Regions from separate parts of the Homo sapiens genome. Here region 1 is linked to region 2. A link is a contact called in ENCODE Hi-C data. All regions are on one chromosome and are shown on one strand. Each heading gives the region's core, a stretch centred on a gene start or an enhancer-like site at or near the end of the contact. The rest is flanking DNA. Distances are from core to core; before and after follow the strand shown. Region 1 holds the start of FAAH2 (fatty acid amide hydrolase 2). Region 2 holds the start of KLF8 (KLF transcription factor 8).

Evidence for each region. Hi-C counts contacts between places; a loop is a spot of excess contacts on that map. Pooled maps may share reads with other maps.
Region 1: a loop to region 2 is called in a pooled map, with 11 times the contacts of the local background. The contact joins the promoter of FAAH2 here to the promoter of KLF8 in region 2. A Hi-C loop is called at or near these places in 6 of 50 pooled maps.

Annotation. Positions count from the first base shown.
Region 1 is chrX:57,284,871-57,287,966 of GRCh38, reverse strand. FAAH2 (fatty acid amide hydrolase 2) reads right to left here and starts at 1,261. Exons shown (of 11, transcript NM_174912.4): 1 at 950-1,261. The coding sequence starts at 1,141.
Region 2 is chrX:56,230,469-56,233,738 of GRCh38, reverse strand. It overlaps KLF8 (KLF transcription factor 8), which reads right to left and starts at 1,383. Exons shown (of 6, transcript NM_007250.5): 1 at 398-1,383. The coding sequence starts at 404.

The DNA.
Region 1 (3,096 bases), core at 12-2,511, 1.1 Mb before region 2:
ACGGCAAGAAGACAGGATATGTCTTTGAAAGGTAACCAGGAGTACAATACAAATATTAATAATTCATACATTCAGGAGCACATACTGAGATAGTATTTGCTGCATGCCTATTCTTTGTTAAGTAGTATTGTAGATTCTGGAAATAAAGCAATGACGAAAAACAAATGAAACAGCAGAGAGGTGAAAACAAGCAGAGTATAAATAAACAATACTAGACTGTAGCTCAAGATCTCCAGGTAACCAATCACTTATATGACAGAGATGAATAGTCCTGCCTGCACAATTCTATAGAGAACGAATGAGCTGCTTAATTTTTTTAATTTAGAACTTTCAACAATTTTTGTGCAAATCATTTTACTTCAGTTTCCTTATGCATAAAATATGAATATTGCCTATATAACTGCATCCGTGAAATAGAATATGTTTAAGTACCCAGGCAGAGTATTTCACATATACTATGCAATAAATATATGGTAGACGCAGCTTTTACTATCCTAGACCAAGTACTACTTTTACTTTAAATCAATTTTAAAAAGAATTGGTTGAATGGTAAGCAGCAGGTTGATCTGGGGCCTGTGAGAGACGGAAGAATAGAGAGAGAGAAAGGGAGAGGGAGAGAGAAAGAGAGAGACTGACTTTCCATAGCTGAGAATCAGTTTGAAATTCACACCTGCTTTACCCCACACACAGTAATTATGCACAAATAGGACAAATGGATAGGAAGGACTATGACGGTACCAAAATAGTCCAACCCATGCCCACAGTAAATGTCCTTGGTAAAAATAAACGTACTACAACACCCAGAAGTCTCCCTTCATCCCCAATAAATGCCTCTCCTAAGTCGCCCTAGTAGAGAATGGAAAGGAAACCACAACCACCGCCACCACTAAGCTTCCTGGATCCTGCTAAAAGACCTGTCCCTCCAGCCTCTTCTGAATTGCATTCTCACCTTTCTCTGTCGGATCAGCTTGGCCAGCTGCATCCCCGAAAGCAGAAGCAATGGTTCAGTCACCGGCCGAGGGGTCTTTGAGGCAAACTTTGGACCCCCTAAGACTAAAGCTGCTCGGCCTACTAAGCCTATGAGAAAGCCTAGCGCCCGCAAGAGGAACAACTGAATGCGGGCGGTAAATGAAGGTGCCATCGCAGCCTGGATTCCGCACGGTCCTAGTGCTTGAGGGTTACGTGCACCCTGGGGAAAGGACGAGAAAAGTACTAAGCAAAGAGGGACTTATGAAGCTTTTCGTTTACAAGTCCAGTGTCTACCCACAATTCCACAGGAGCTTGTTTATCATCACCTGCAGGGCTCCTAGCCAGAGATGGGGGCGGAGACTTCCCAGCAGCTGCCTGTGTGCAATGCTACCTGTCGTTAGTGCTGTTGTAACCCAAGACAGAAAATGCGTCATAAGAAAGAACACTGGCCTTGGAATTCCCCAGTTCTGCTACTGTGTAGCCCTGGCCAACCTACACTATATCTCCTAGTCAGTTTACTCATAAGAAAAAAAATGGGAATAACTACTCCTATATCAAAGGGTTACCATAAACACTAGATAATAAGTAAAAACATTTAGCACAATTTATGGTAAATAGTATAAGTGGTAGTTGTTATAGTTTATTTCAGCTGTGCTTGTGAAAAAAGTGTTGTAAGTATACCTTTGTATGCAAATATTCAGTATGCTCAACAAACAACTAAATGGCAAGTATATATATATTTTCCATATGCATATTATTTAATCCTTATAAGATCACTAACAGGTAGTACTGATGAACATCAAATCTCCAGCCCATCTGTCTCCTAAACTGGACACTTGAAATGCCTTTTTTGACATATCCATGTGAATGTCTTCCAGATCGTTCAAACTCAACAAGTCCAAAACTCATCCTTTTGTCCCCCAGACTGCTGCCCCTACAGGTCTACAAATGGAATTTTCATCCACCCAGTCAGCCATGCCAAAAATCTAGAATCACTTCAGATTCTTCCATTTCTCTTATTCTCATGACAGAATCCAGCCCTTCCTTCTCAACTCAGTCTGGCTCAGATCTCACTGAGGTTTACATGAACTTCTACAAATAATCTAGCTGATCACTCTGCCTTTATTTATAGAGTGTTCTTTCTAATATGTAAATCTGACAATATTACACCCCTGCCAATAACTCCGCAATAATTCTCCATTTTCCACAGATTCAAGACCCATCTACTTTGTCCAGCATTCGACTCTCATGACTGGTGTCTGAAAAACTCTATGCTTCATCCCTAACCCCTTCTATCCCTCACATGCTAAGCTCCTGACAAACAACTATCCGAAAGTTCTCTCTTCCCTCCTTATCTTTGCATCTGCTTTCCCAACCTCTTCATCTAGTTCAGGACAAGTACCACCTCCTCCAGTAAGTCTTCCCTGAACTTACAACTGGGTGTGATGCCACTCTTTTGTAACCCTGCACTCCACAGATTAACAAAATCATAGCACTTACAACCCTCTGTTATGTGTTAGGTTTTTGTGTCTATGCCCCATCTAGATATAAACTCCTCGAAGAACAGGGTCATTCTAATTCCTCTTTGTATTGCCAGAGCCTGACATAGGGCTTGATGAGAAGTCAATACAGGTTTGTAGGCTGAAGGTATGTGATTATGAGATAATGAGCGTTGAAGATAGGGATTCGAGCTTGGCATTTAAGGTCTTGGGTAGGTGAAATGACAACGTCATCCAGGTCACTGTCTTTTCACCTGCAGAACTTAGGTTGATACTGAAAGTGTCATCACAGCACTTCTAGCCTAATTCAAGCACCTGGTAGAAAGCAGGTTAATCATGACAGGCACATCTAGCAGATCCAGTAAAGAAAGCTGATAAAGCAGGTTGTCATAATCTAGGCTCCATTACAGTTCTGAGCAAAACCTGTTAGCTGAGTGAAACTTCCTTACCAGAGAAAGGTTTTGTCAAAATGAAAATATTTACTTTGCCCAACTTTTGTTACTTTATTTAAGTTGTAAATGACAAATATGTGAGCCTGAGGTACAAAGAATGCTCACTGATTGGGCTCTGACCAGACAGACCTGAATCCAAATCCTAGATCCAGCACTCATTATGTTTTTGACCTTGA
Region 2 (3,270 bases), core at 134-2,633:
GGTTACCTGGGAGCTTTGGCCTTGTGAATCCTGTTCTCTCTGGTTGTGACTTTGGCTGTGTGGGGTTAAGTCAAAGACAATCCTTACCGCTTAAGGAGTATTGGGAGTGCCGAGCCAGGGGAGACTAGACTAGACAAATCCATCCATTCTTGCCCCCTTTCACTTCTTCCACCAAGCTCTCTCCTCTCCTTCTTGGCCTTTCTTTGCCCAGCCCTTTAGCAAAGTCATTTTCCCTTGAGTTTCATTTGATTCCACATAGTGTTCTTAACCTTCCGCTCCCGCCCCCACTGCTGAAACCCCAAGTGGGGTGTGTGGGGGGAGCAGGGGGACTGGGAGGGGGATAGAATCTAGACGAAAGAGGTGGGAGTGGGTGGGTATTAGTCCCAGAGTCACTTACCGACCATGTCACTAGCTGAGGACTCCTGAAGTGTCCAGAACTCATGCCGTCCTCCGGGAGGCTCATACTCCTGAGCTGATCGCAAGAGAGCTGTTCCCCTCACACCCGCCCCATTCTGACATAGCGCAGGGCGACGCGTTCTCGTCTTCTCGTTCTTGGGCCCCCACTCCCCTATTTCTCCGGGCTGGAAAATGAGGAGGGGGTCGAAAGGGGAGGGAGTCGATTCAGACCCAGCTGGGCCACTCTCGGAACAAGGGAAACAAAGCTCTCAAGCATCCAACCCAAAAATCAGGGGCCGGCAGAGTAGACTTCCTAAAAAGAATCCTCCCCCCTGCAGCTTTTCCTTGGACAAAAATAAAGTGGGTTCGCTGGGCCGAAGTGGCCAGAGCTTAAGGTCCTCCGTTCCCCTTTTACCTCTACCAATTCAGTTCCGGCCAAGCCCGCTCTCCACCCATCCTCTGAACTCCACACACCCTTTAAAAGGAGAGGGCCGGGGGTGGGGGCTATGAAAACCAACCCAACCCCCAAAGCGCTACTTGAACATAAAGTTGAGGCGGAGAAGAAATCCTTCAAGACAGGAACCCACGAGGAGATACCACAAGAGGATCCCTTCACCGCCGCCGTTGCCGCCGCACACCCCAGCGCCTTCCTAAAAAGAAAGAAGGGAGGAAAAAAATGCCGACGATTGGTAGAATCATAGAGAAGAACACCAGCCCCAGGGCAGGGGCTTCAGCGAAAAATGGCAGCAACTCGTGCGGGTCCTCTGGGGCGGGGTTTCTTGGAGGCACCTAGCTGCCCCACGGGGTACCTCGCGCCCCACGCGAGTCAGAACCTAAAGTGCTCTCTGGGCAACCTGAGTGGGTAGAGTGATTCCGTCTTTCTCTGGCCCTGCTAGGCCCAAAGGAGAGGTGTGACTATCGTGAGGACTCCACCTAGGGTGGAGTTCCTTAAAAAGGACAGGCGGCCGCTAGAGGAGAGTGCAAAGTGGGAGGAGGTGGAGAAGGGTGGGGCTGAGAAGGAGGAGGGAGGAAGGAGGGGGTGGGGCGGGGCCCTGGGCCGACAGAGCTGGCCTCGCCTCCGGCGGCCGCCTCCCTCAGCCTCCAGCAGCGGCAGGTATAATTCCAATCAATTTCACTTCCTTATCTGTCCCAAAATTAAGGCTTGCAAGCACACTGCTTGATTACCTATTTACTCCGGTTATGCTAATTCTCCAGGGGAGGGTGGTGAAACGGGTACTGGGATTGGGGCTGGGGGCTGTCTAAGAGGGAAAGGAGAAAACAAAAAAGCTGACAACTGGAAGCGATATTTATCCTCCTACCTCTCCATGGTAACACGAACAAGGACAGCGAGGTCACAGTGTCTTCTCAGGGAGGAAGCTAAAAGGAACGGAGATTGGAGCTTGGTGCATTTTCTAGCAAGAGATAAGCCAAGGAGGTGAGGGCGAAGGAGTAGGTGGGGAAGAAGAAGGAGTTGAAGATGATCTGTGAATACAGCGTGGCCCAGCAGGGAGACTTAAGAAAGGCTTTCTCAGTCTCCCAGATACCAGACCTCTAAGAATAGAGTTCTCAACCCCCTGAGACCGCCTCTCAGCCAGGCATTGGCGAAGATCCCCGTAAAGCTGAATCCACAGGATAGGAGCCATGTTTCCAGGATTTCTTTACGCTTGCCTGAAAGTCTCTCTCTAGCTCATTTTAATGGGAGGCCAGGAAGTCACAAGCAACCACAGCCCATTTTCAGTGCCTCTTCCCTACCACAATTCTTTTAAAGAGGAGGAAAAAGAAGAGAGACAAGAAACAAAGCAGAGGGAGGAAGAGCAAAGAGACAGGAGAAATAATAATATCTGCCATGTATTCAGCACCTAATATGGGCAAGTCCCTGAGCCAGGTGCTTTTACATTCAACATTTCCCCATTTAGTCCCAATAACAACCCTGGGAACTAGGTACTGTTATATTCTCTGTGCCCTTTATTTAAAAAAATAAGGAAACGGAAGGCCTCAGCCCAGTACTTTCGAACACATAGGTCTACTTACTTAGTTGATATTTCTGCCTGAATGTCTTCTGTGCATCTCATCTACCTTCCTTTCCCCAAAACACTCTGTTCTTCCTCCTGTAGTTCACCAACTACCTGAATGGCACCACCATACATCCAAGGCAGCACCCTGGAACTCATCCTTTAACCTGCTGTGATCTGGCCTTTGTCTGCCTCTCAAGCAGCAGAGATTTTGCTGTTCTCCTGGGCTTTACCTGGATTACAAATCCCTGGGAATTCCAAGCTGTTTCCAATCTCTATGCCTTGGGTTGCTTTACTTTCTCTGACTGAAATAGACTAAGCTCTCTGTCCACCTTTTTTTTTCTTGCATGTCCTTCCAATGAATCTGTCCACTTTCTTGAAAGGACTAACTCAAGGTCATCTCCCCTCCTTACTTAATTTCTTCAGGCAAAACTGACCATTGCTTCCTCTGTGCCCTTCTCTACCTCGGGGCACATATTTGTTGGTATAATTGCCTCCCCCTACTAAACTATAAAGTCCTTGAGCTGAAGCACCAGGCGATCTCATTTCTGTAACTTGGATGCCAAGTTATATTATTATTAACAATAATAATAGTTATTGAGCATTAACTATGTACTAAACTCTGTTGTAAGCCTCTTATGTATATTAACTCATTGAATCCTTCTGACAATCCTATGGGTAGACATTGCTATCCCCATTTTACAGATGTGGAAACTTAGTGACAGGTTAAATAAATACACATGCATATGTATTTGTTTCATAAAAGAATGTCCCTGTAGTAGGGGTTTCATAAATAACTCTCTATCTCACTATATCTCTTCACCACGACCTGCACCCCTGCCAAGCTTACAAGGTAAGATAT